Linked DNA regions of Homo sapiens: region 2 is linked to region 1. Evidence: read pairs that join two places in POLR2A ChIA-PET (ENCODE). Cell type or tissue: PC-9. All regions are shown on one strand. Each heading gives the region's core, and the rest is flanking DNA. Links, peaks and the distances in the headings are about the cores only. Region 1 has its middle 97 kb from the start of GPR6. Region 2 overlaps CDC40 (cell division cycle 40).

Evidence for each region. Peaks named below come from ENCODE experiments on the same cell type or tissue, not always from the same donor. Only the 100,000 strongest peaks of a DNase experiment are listed, where the experiment ranks them.
Region 2: POLR2A ChIA-PET joins it to region 1 with 9 read pairs; 3 of 35 experiments call an interaction of 5 or more read pairs at or near these places.

The regions. Positions count from the first base shown.
Region 1 is chr6:110,072,551-110,077,940 of GRCh38, reverse strand. No RefSeq gene overlaps it. Among named protein-coding and RNA genes, the nearest start is that of GPR6, 97 kb to the right of the region's middle. In PC-9, for the core only: no CTCF peak of the experiment used is centred there; a DNase peak (open chromatin) is centred at 2,340.
Region 2 is chr6:110,215,859-110,221,248 of GRCh38, reverse strand. CDC40 (cell division cycle 40) reads right to left here. Exons shown (of 15, transcript NM_015891.3): 10 at 3,446-3,547; 11 at 1,770-1,885; 12 at 1,380-1,513. Among named protein-coding and RNA genes, the nearest start is that of CDC40, 38 kb to the right of the region's middle. In PC-9, for the core only: no CTCF peak of the experiment used is centred there; no DNase peak of the experiment used is centred there.

The sequences.
Region 1 (5,390 bases), core at 153-5,152:
ATTGCCACATGTGGATGCCATTACTAGACCCTGGGATGTCAGAGGGAAACCTTACAGTAGAAGAGGGAGAAGTAATTAAAGAAAAAAGCTAATACTTTTTTTCCATTGGTCACATTTTAACAAACTAAAATTAATTGCAAAATTGCCCACAAAATCTGAATATAAAATGTTTCTATTATTAAGTAAGAACACAGCTAACACTTATATGGCACGATGTTCTATGCTCCATTCTACGTGCTTTCCATGTATTATGTTATATTCACAGCCATTCTACAGAGTAGTTATTAATGTGGTCCACATTTTGCAGAATCCAAAGCACAGCAGGTTAAATACATGTCTCGAGGTCACCTAAGTAGTACGGTAGTCCTCCCTTATCCACAGTTTTGCTTTCTGAGGTTTCAGTTACCTGCAGTCCAGAAATAATAATACAGGTATATGGAAAATTCCAGAAATAAACAATTCATGAGTTTTAAATTATGCACTGTTCTGAGTAGCGTGATGCAATCTTGTGCCACCCCTCTTTGTCCAACACAGCACATCAATCATCCCTTTATCCAGCGTATTCATGCTGGATACACTACCTGGCCATTAATATCATGAGCTGCTCCTGACATCCAGCCATGGATCATCATGGCTCAATGATCCAGGATCACCTGAAGCAGGTGATGACATGATGATGTCAAAATCCTGACATCATCATGGCTCAGTGATCCAGGATCCCCTGAAGCAGATGAGCCTTCTGACGTGTTGGCAGAAGGTCAGTAGTAGCCTCACACTATGTCACAATGCCTATGTCGTTCACCTCACTTTATTTCATCACGTAGGCATTTTATCATCTCACATCACCACAAGAAGAAGAGTTAGCACAGTAACTTATTTTGGGAGAGAGACTACATTCACATAACTTTTATTCTATTTTACAAGTAGTTGTTAATCTTTGTGCCTAATTCATAAACTTTATCATAGATATGGCTGTATAGGATAAAACATAGTATATATAGGGTTCAGTACTATCTGGTTTACAGCATCCACTGGGGGGTCTTGGAACGTACCCCCATGGATAAGGGGGAATGCTGTAAGTGGTAGAGCTAGTATCTGAGCCCAAATAGCCTGGCTTCAGTGCCTGTGCTCTTCACCACTGTGTGATACTGCTTCTTCTCAGTGTGAATATTTTCAAGGTCAGATGCCTAGAGGAGGTTAAGCAGTTTATATCTACGTTAGCTGGACCTCTGGTAAACTCAACTGGATTTAAATTTGTGACTGTTGTATGTGTGTACTACTGAGTTCCTGGCTCTGGTCTGAGTGTACATGCCCATAATAACAGATCAGCTGTTTCAGTTGTGTTCAACTTACTAGGAATGTGGGCAGTTTTCTTTTTAAAAGAGCCATGTGTCTTTATTAAAGTTTTGGTTGTAATGATGAAGCTTTCTCTCTTTTTAAACAAGATATTAAATGTTACATAGTCCCAGTAAGGGAAGGCCAATTTGGACCACAGAAAATTCCACCAAAAAGACTATCAGGAAATATAGAAGAATATTATTCAGCCTCTATTGTTATATTTTAAAATAACCGAATGGATGGCTACAGAGTAACTTTGTGCTTCACAGAATAATAGGCCTAAAACCCTATCAGTAGGCTATAGTCTGTGTTCAGGCAAGAGAAGCTTTGGAATTAAGTGGTCCCAATAGAACAGAATTAACCTTGTGATTAACAAACCACCATGTGATCTGAGGTCTACCAGCTTGTCTAAAAAATTAACTAGGACACATTAATTCCACTCTTGTAGATGCATTTTTTTTTTTTTGGTCTTAAGTCTTCTTTATTTCTCCTTTTAAATTGTAGCTACCCCTGGGACAGGATGCAACTTTTGCCTTTATCAGCCCACACCTGATACTGTTCATCACTTTAGCAAGAGTTAGATGACAGGCAATCCAGTGGAAGAATGGCCCATGGAGTCAGAGAGAAGGGTGGGCCAGAAAAAGTACAGAAAAGGGTTGGAGACAAACTGCTACTCCACAGATTTTCCCATGCTTGGTCTGCCTCCAAAATCTGATGTGTACAGTATTCAACCAAAAAAAAAAGGCAGCTTTTGAAAGAATGTCTTGTTTGATAGTGATCCCACCATTCTTTCAGTCTCTTGAGTTTAAAATCTTGATTCTAAGGCGTAGAGAGTTCACTTCTTTCTCTCCATTCCCTGAACCTAGTCATTTATCAAATTGCATCACATTTCTCTTGCATTGTTTTTCCTATTTACCCCTTTCTTTGAATTCCAACTCTTAACATCATAACTGAGACCCTTGCTTAACTTACTGTGTTGAGAGGTTGCTCAAGGTGACCATAAATTCCTCTGAGATGTGTAATTTCCAAATGAGGTTAGGAAGTCCCTGAATGGTTTGCTATTCATAAGTACTGTTCCATCCTAACTGTAAATTCAGACCCACTTCCTAGTGAGAGTCAGTATCATGAATAAAGGACAGAAGAAAAATGCTGAATAGGGTCAGGGACTCAGAAGGTTGAAAGGGGTTAGGAAAATAAGATTGAATAACACCCTCAGGTAGAGAAAAAGGGAAAAAGCAGGAAGTTCTCAGGTACAAGGACCTCAGAAATATCACTGTGAGAACTTTTACAGTTCTGGATCCTCTTTCTGGACTCTCGTCATTGCCCTTTTCATTCTCCTTAAAAAATACTTAAATGAAGAAGAAGGGCCTACATGCTTAGTTGTAGGGATAGAAGAGAAAAGGGAAAAAGCAAATTACTGAACAGTGCTTAAAAGGATATCATTTTAGTTAATCCATATATGCAACATTTGCTTGTGTGTGCATAACCCAGCTCTGCAAGAACACCTCAAGAACTAGAAATGTGGTGACTTCAGGGAGGAAAACTGAGGCCGAAAGACAGAGAAGTAGACAGGCTAGTAGTGTTTGGCTCTATATTGTGTGCCTTTTGAGTGTTATGACACGTGAATAAAATCTCTCTCCAAGATTAGTGAAACAGGGAATGGTATTGGGACACATACTTTTCTACAAACTGTTCTATGTGGAATGAGAACTTCAAAAAAGGAAAGTCAGGTAAACTCCAGGGAACTATGGGAAGAAAGAATGAGGTACATGGGAGAACCCATGATTCAGGACTCTGTCAACCTAGGTTTAAGCATCAGCAGACCTGACTGTCAAAAAAAATACTGTAGCATTAGGAGATATACCTAATGTAAATGACGAGTTAATGGGTGCAGCACACCAACATGGCACATGTATACATATGTAACAAACCTGCACGTTGTGCACATGTACCCTAGAACTTAAAGTATAATAAAATATATATATATATATATATATATATATATATATATATATAAAAGATCTCAATTAGGGATATAGCAACCTGACCAACATTCCTAAAACATAATATTTCCATATCATGTTCCCACTCAAATGCCATCAATGGAATTTGACCTTCCAGTGGTTTCAGTGGTAGGTGAGTCCCAAATTATGACCATTTTGTAAAAGTCCCTCAGATGATTCTATTGTCTGGCCAGAGTTGGGAATCATTGCCCTAATCTGAAAGTGATCTTAAATTCAAAATCTGTAGATAGTGTGATGGAGAACAAACACTATTTTAAGGCTTAGCCTGTGGAGAAGATGCAGGCACTTTAAGTTCAATTCAGCCTCAGCTTTCTGTATACCATCTTTCAGTGGACTTGTGGGTAAAGTTCTGTGGAGAAGCACTGAACATGACATTGACAACCAAAGAGATCCTTGTGAAACCCAGAATGAATTCTGAATCCAAATTGCAAATAAAATTTTATTTTTCTTGAAAAAAGGACACATAGGGTCAAGCTTAAGTCAATCATGAAAATATAAATCAAATGTGTGGGAGATGCATAAACTTCCAAAATTTATTTTCTTGGTAGAAACATGGATTTTATTTAGTTTTTAAAATAATTTCAACTTTTTGATTCAGTGGGTACATGTGCAGGTGTGTTACCTGGGTATATTGTGTGATGCTGAGGTTTGAAGTATGATTGATCCCATCACCCAGGTCCTAAGCATAGTGCCCAGTAGTTTTTCAACCCTTGCCCACCTCCCTCCCTGCTCTAGTAGTTCCCAGTGTCTGTTGTTCCCATCTTTATGTCCATGAGTACCCACTGTTTAGATCTCATAAGTGAGAACATGTGGTATTTGGTTTTCTGTTTCTGCATTAATTTGCTTAGGATAATGGCCTCCAGCTGCATCCATGTTGCCTTAAAGGACATGATTTTGTTCCTTTTTATGGCTGTGTAGTATTCCATGGTATGTATGTACCACATTTTCTTTATCCAATTCACCACTGATGGGCAACTAGGTTGATTCCATGTCTTTGCTATTGAGAATAGTCCTGCAATGAACATATGAGTGCATGTGTCTTTTTGGTAGAATGATTTATTTTCTTTTGGTTATATACCCACTAATGGGATTGCTGGGTCAAATGGTAGTTCTGTTTTAAGTTATCTGAGAAATTTCCAAACTGCTTTCCATAGTAGCTGGGCTGATTTCCATTCCCCTCTACAGTGTAGAAGCATCCCTTTTCTCTGCAGTCTCACCAGCATCTGTAGGTTTTTGACTTTTTAATAATAGCCATGGATAACTCGTGTGAGATAGTACCTCATCATGGTTTTGGCTTGTATTTCTCTGGTGATTAGTGATGTGGAGCATGTTTTCATGTTTGTTCACCACTAGTATATCTTTTGAGGTTTCTGTTCATGTCTTTTGCTGATTTTTAATGGAGTTACTTTTTTTTTCCTGCTTGTTGATTTAAGTTCCTTATGGATTCTGGATATTAGATCTTTGTCAGATGCAGTTTTTGAATATTTTCTCCCATTCTGTAGATTGTCTGTTTACTCTGTTGATAGTTTGTCTTGCTGTACAGAAGCCCTTTAGTTTAATTAGGTCCCATGTATCAGTTTTTGTTTTTGTTGCAGTGGCTTTTGAGAACTTAGTCATAAATTCTTTCCCAAGGCTAATGTCCAGAATGCTGTTTCCTAGGTTTTCTTCTAGGATTCATATAGTTTCAGGTCTTATGTTTAGGTTCTTAATCCATCCTGAGTTACTTTTTATATATGATGAAAGGTAGGGGTCCTTGTAAAACCCAGCCATCCTTCGTATAGCTAGGCAGCTATCCCAGCACCATTTATTGAATAGGAGTTCTTTCCCTGTTGCTTACTTTTGTCAACTTTGTCAAAGATCAGACGGCTGTAGGTGTGTGGCCTTATTTCTCAGTTCTCTATTCTGTTCCATTGGCCTGTGTGTCTGTTTTTGTACCAGTACCATGCTTTTTGGTTACTGCAGCCTTATAGTATAGTTTGAAGTCAGGAAATGTGATGCCTCCAGTTTTGTTCTCTTTGCTTCGGATTG
Region 2 (5,390 bases), core at 164-5,163, 140 kb before region 1:
TAGTCTTTGCTAGGAGGACTCATGGTTGAGCTGTGCTTCATAACTGACTGTAAAAACATGGCGGCTTCCATCCAATCATTCGTTTTAACAAAAAGGTTAGTAAGCATTTTTTTTGCAACTAAATTATAGAACACACTATGATATGTAATGAAACTAGTATATTGCTTAACTTTAGAAAAATATTTTTTCCCTAGTAAAGTACAATTAACCAATATAATATGACTATATTCCATAAGTAAAACATTTGTACCAGAGTCATGATATGGGGTGATATGGTTTGGTTCTGTGTCCCATCCCAAATCTTATCTTGAATTGTACTCCCATAATTCCCATGTATTGTGGGAGGGACCCTGTGGGAGATAACTGAATCACGGGGACAGTTTCTACCATACTGTTCTTGCGTGGTAGTAAGTCACATGAGATCTGATGGTTTTATAAAGTGAAACCCCTTTCACTTGGCTCTCATTCCCTCTCTTGCTGCCGCCATGTAAGAAGTGCCTTTCTGGCTGGGTGCAGTGGCTCACGCCTGTAATCCCAGCACTTTGGGAGGCCAAGGTGGGCGGATCATAAGGTCAGGAAATCGAGACCATCCTGGCTAACACAGTGAAACCCCATCTCTACTAAAAAATACAAAAAATTAGCCGGGCGTGGTGGCGGGCGCCTGTAGTCCCAGCTACTTGGGAGGCTGAGGCAGGACAATGGCGTGAACCCGGGAGGCGGAGCTTGCAGTGAGCTGAGATTGCGCCACTGCAGCCTGGGTGGCACAGCAAGAATCCGTCTCAAAAAAAAAAAAAAAAAAAAAAAAGTGCCTTTCTCCTTCATCAATGATTGTGGGGCCTCCCTAGCCATGTGGAACTTAAGTTCATTAAACCTTTCTTTTGTAAATTGCCCAGTCTTGGGTATGTCTTTATCAGTAGTGTGAAAACAGACTAATACATGGGGCATTTTCAGTACTGAAAAATCATAAAAAGTAGACATTTAAAAAATTAAGATATACACCACTATTTTCTTTGGGTGGTTCTAGGGCCATGATCTTATGCTCAGTCCCCCTACTGCTTGCCAGTTATTTTACAGAGATGAATAAGGTACCTAATAAAGAATGTAAGACAGCAAAATACAAATCTGTCATCCGTATAAGAAAAACAACTCAAGATACACATCCTTTGGAAAGACTATCCAAAGATTATAAATGGTAGCATGTTTGGATTTAATCTGCATATTGTCAGTACTTAAATAGTTAAAACAGTTTGATTGGCAAGCCAGGATCACAGTTGCAAAAAATATTCAAATGGTTGCATATTATCAGGCTTCATCTTTGTCTATATAATTTTTAACTGCTTGCTTTATGTAAATCAGATTTTCTACTGATGGAAACTCACCATTCCCAAACTCTTAGGCTTTTATCATCAGATGTGCTCACAAATCTCCTATTCTCATCCACAAAAACAATGGTGTTGACAGCTCCCAAATGCCGATCATATTCCTGCACAATTTCTCCACTTCGAATGTCCCACTGTGTATCAGGCAAGAAAAAAGGTAAAGACAGAAGTAGAGTGGATTTATGAAAGACCATAATTCTGGAAAGTGGAGAAGGAGAAGATCTTCAACACGATATTTTTATAAATGTAAATTTTTCTGCTAAGAATGGTGCATTAGCCGTCCCTAAAAGTAGCAAACATTAAATGAGTAATATTAGCTTATTAACTTATTCCATCCCCTTATACAACATAAAGCTTAGGAGTCTTAACAAAATACTGTGAAAGACTTACTTGCACAATCTTCTTATCAGACATCCCAGCCACAAAGAGATTTTGCTTATCTTCATCAGGATTGAATTTGACACAATAAGGTACTTTTCGGTTTGTAAATCTTGATATACACTGTCCTAAAACCAAAGACTCAAATTAAATAGGTAAAATAAATTTGACCACTTAAAGATGACTGTGAGATTAAGATCTAGAGGTCACCTGCTTAATACATTTTGAGGAAGGGCTGCCTGCTTGCTCTTTACTGTAAACTACATTTGTTCTTTTTCACAGATTTTTAATGATTAAAAATAATTTTTTCAAAAGTAAATCGGTACTACCAATTGTAGAATAAATAAATTATAACTTCATTCATATAATGGAATAGTGCAAGCAATAAAAAAGAACAAACTACTGGTACAAGCCATGAGGGAATCTCAGATATTATGCTGGAGCTAGAAACAAAAGAGAAAAAATGGTATGATTTCGTTTATAAGAAGTTTAAGAAGAGGAAAAATGAAGAGGAAAATGATGACAAAAGTGGTTACTATGGTTACTGGCAGTGGGCACAGACTGGAAAAGGGCATAAGAAACCTTTACTGAGTGCCGCAAATGTTCTAGATCTTGATCTTTGTGGTAGACAACTGCATAGATATGTTTACCAAAAAAAAAAAAAAAAAAATCACTGAATATTTAGGCACTTCATACATTTTACTGTATGTGTATTTTATCTTGATTTTTAAAAGAATCTGCAAAATAGTAGTCTCTCAGCCTTGGCTACACAGTACAATCATCTAGTCTATAGCCATACCAATTATATAAATACCTTTGAAGGTAGGACTCAGGCATCAGTAATATTAAAGCTCTTCAGATGATTACAATGTGTGGCCAGAATTGAGAACCACTGCTAAAGTGCTGAAGAATATGGGCTTTGGCATCAGAGAGAGCTTCGTTTGAACCCAAGTCTGCTACTTATTAGCTGTGTGACCCTGAAAAAGTTAGCTCTTTAAGCCTCAGTTTCCTTATCTATAATATAATAATAGTACTTACCTCATAGGGATAAATTAAGATTGAAGGAGACACTGAATATCAGTGCTTAGCAATTATGCCTGTTAAATGATGTTTAATAAACATTAACTATTATCATTACCCTTCAGATGCAGTAAGGGTAATGACAGTAAGACAATAAGATAGTAAGATAATTTTTATAATTACATAAAATTATACTAGCCACAACATATTAATGTGAATCAATTAATAAACAGCAATTAGTATGGCTGTGAATATATAAAACCAACTGGCCTGTGAAAGTTGAGACCTACATTTTAATCAATTTGCGCAAATACATTTAATTTTGTTCATTAGACATTTATTGCACTTCTGTTATGTGCAATGCACAGTGCTAGGTGATGTAGGGGAACAAAAAAATCAATTAGATGGCCTATACAAGATTTCCACTTTGCTTATTTGTCAGTACGTTTGCTTTATAAAATCTATCTGGTGGAAACAAGTTTCACAGTGAAAGAGCTACTCATGCTCAGTTTCGACTTACAAATGTATTTTGTGATATTTGCTGACAGTGAATGGTATGAGAATCAGCAGTTAGAGAAGGTGCCATTTTGCCACAAAAGACTACTCACACCATTTCAAATATAAATAACTTGTAAGATGAATGTGTATTAGCATAAGTGAACTCTTACCTGTCTCAGTGTCCCAGAGCTTAAGATACCTGTCATAGGCTGCACTGAGGAACTGTGTTCCTGCAGTATTGAAGCAGATATCCCTAACAGCCTTACTGTGACCTAAAGGTGGAGTCAACAGAAACAGCAATGAGGTGAAGTATCATATATCTTCTTCTCTTAAAACATTAACACCATAAAGACAAACAGCACTAAGCAGTGGTTCTCAGCTGTGAGTCAAGATCACTGGAATGCCACCGCCTGATTTACTGACTTAGAATATGTTATGTGTGGGCTTCAGAATGTGGGCGTTTTTTTCCCCTTGAAGAAGCTCCTCAGGTGATTCTGATGCATAACATCTTGGTTAAGAACCAAGAGGAAAAGGTTTAACTTTTCTTTTAAGTCTGCCATAGCAATTACTTAATATGCAGTACATACAAGTGATGACTAGCTAGCCAAGAATTTATGGAAATGTAAAAGACCAATTATTGCCAGTGAAAGAAATGGCTGCTGGAATTTTGGAGGTTCACTCTCAGAATGTCCACCAGGCTGCAAGTGAAAACAAAGTGCCCCAAACCTAAAGTTCAGGAAACTGTAGCCCTTGTTCAATAATTGTATATTTCTGTGATCACATTACCAAATTTCATAGAAACTGATTCAGAATGTAGGAGACTTTCTGAAAACTATATTAGCTTGCATGGTTTTTTATTTTTATTTTGAGATAGGGTCTTGCTCTGTTGCCCAGCCTGAAGTGCAGTGGCTGGATCTCAGCTCACTGTAAGCTCAACCTTCCTGGCTCAAGCGATCCACCCACCTCAGCTTTTCGAGTAGCTGGGATTACAGGTGCACACCACAACGCCTGGCTAATTTCTGTATTTTCTGTAGAGACAGGGTTTTGCCATGTTGCCCAGGCTACCTTCTTTTGCTTTAAGATGATATTTTGATAATACACTAATTTTAAGGTGCTGATTATTATACTTTACTTAAAAATGAATATTGCCAGTTCACTCAACTCTTTTAAAAGTTACAGGGAAAAATAAAATGTGGCTAAACAAAAGCAAAAATGTTCCTATTTTTGCCACCCCACCATGACCAAGACACGTACAATTGTGCAAAATGAGCATGGCACAAATTGTTAACCACATGCAGCAGCTCTAAACCATCACCTCCAGTGAACTCCCATCAGGAGGTACGTGTCATGGTAATTAGGCATCCTTTTCTACAGCTGGAGTCCCAGTCAGAGCTTCTATCATCTCCTTCAGGAGGAAAATTTCAGTTTTCCACAGAAAAATGGTCTGCCAGTAGAGGGGAGACAGATGCGGACCAAATCCACTCTATCTGATGGAGACATTTTGTTCCCCTGTACACAGCTGAGAGCCTTCCACAAGTCTTCCTTTAGGCTGCGGTGACATCTTAGGCAGTATTAATTTGTGCAGGGAGGCCTTAAAATCATAAAGCACTGCTGAACAGACTCCCACTTTAATCTAAAAACAGAGCCACTACGAGTCACACCGTTTCAACGTGGTACAGTTAAATTTGGAATGAGTAACTAGCCTTCACATGAAATCTGACAAAGACAATAAACCTTTCTCTACCAAAAATCTGGTTTGTCACAAAGCTGTCCTCCCTTTGGCCTTCTTTCTTTCTTCAAGGAGTTCTCTCAATCTCATCCTTTTTTTATGCTTTAGCTGTCAATTCCCAGTCTCTCTTCAAAGCTCGACCTCTGGCTATCTAATTGCTTACTGAACATTTTTACCTCAATATCCCAAAGGCAGCTCAAATTTGGTGTATCTAAAACCTTACCATCATCTTATGTTCCTTCTTGGTGAATGGCACCATCGTTCATCCAGCCTCATGGGAGTCACTCTAGATTCCTGTCTCACTGTGATCATTCACATGCCGTTACTAAATCTCACTGACTTTAACTCTAATACGTAGTTCCTTTCTTTTCTCTCTCTGCTGCTTT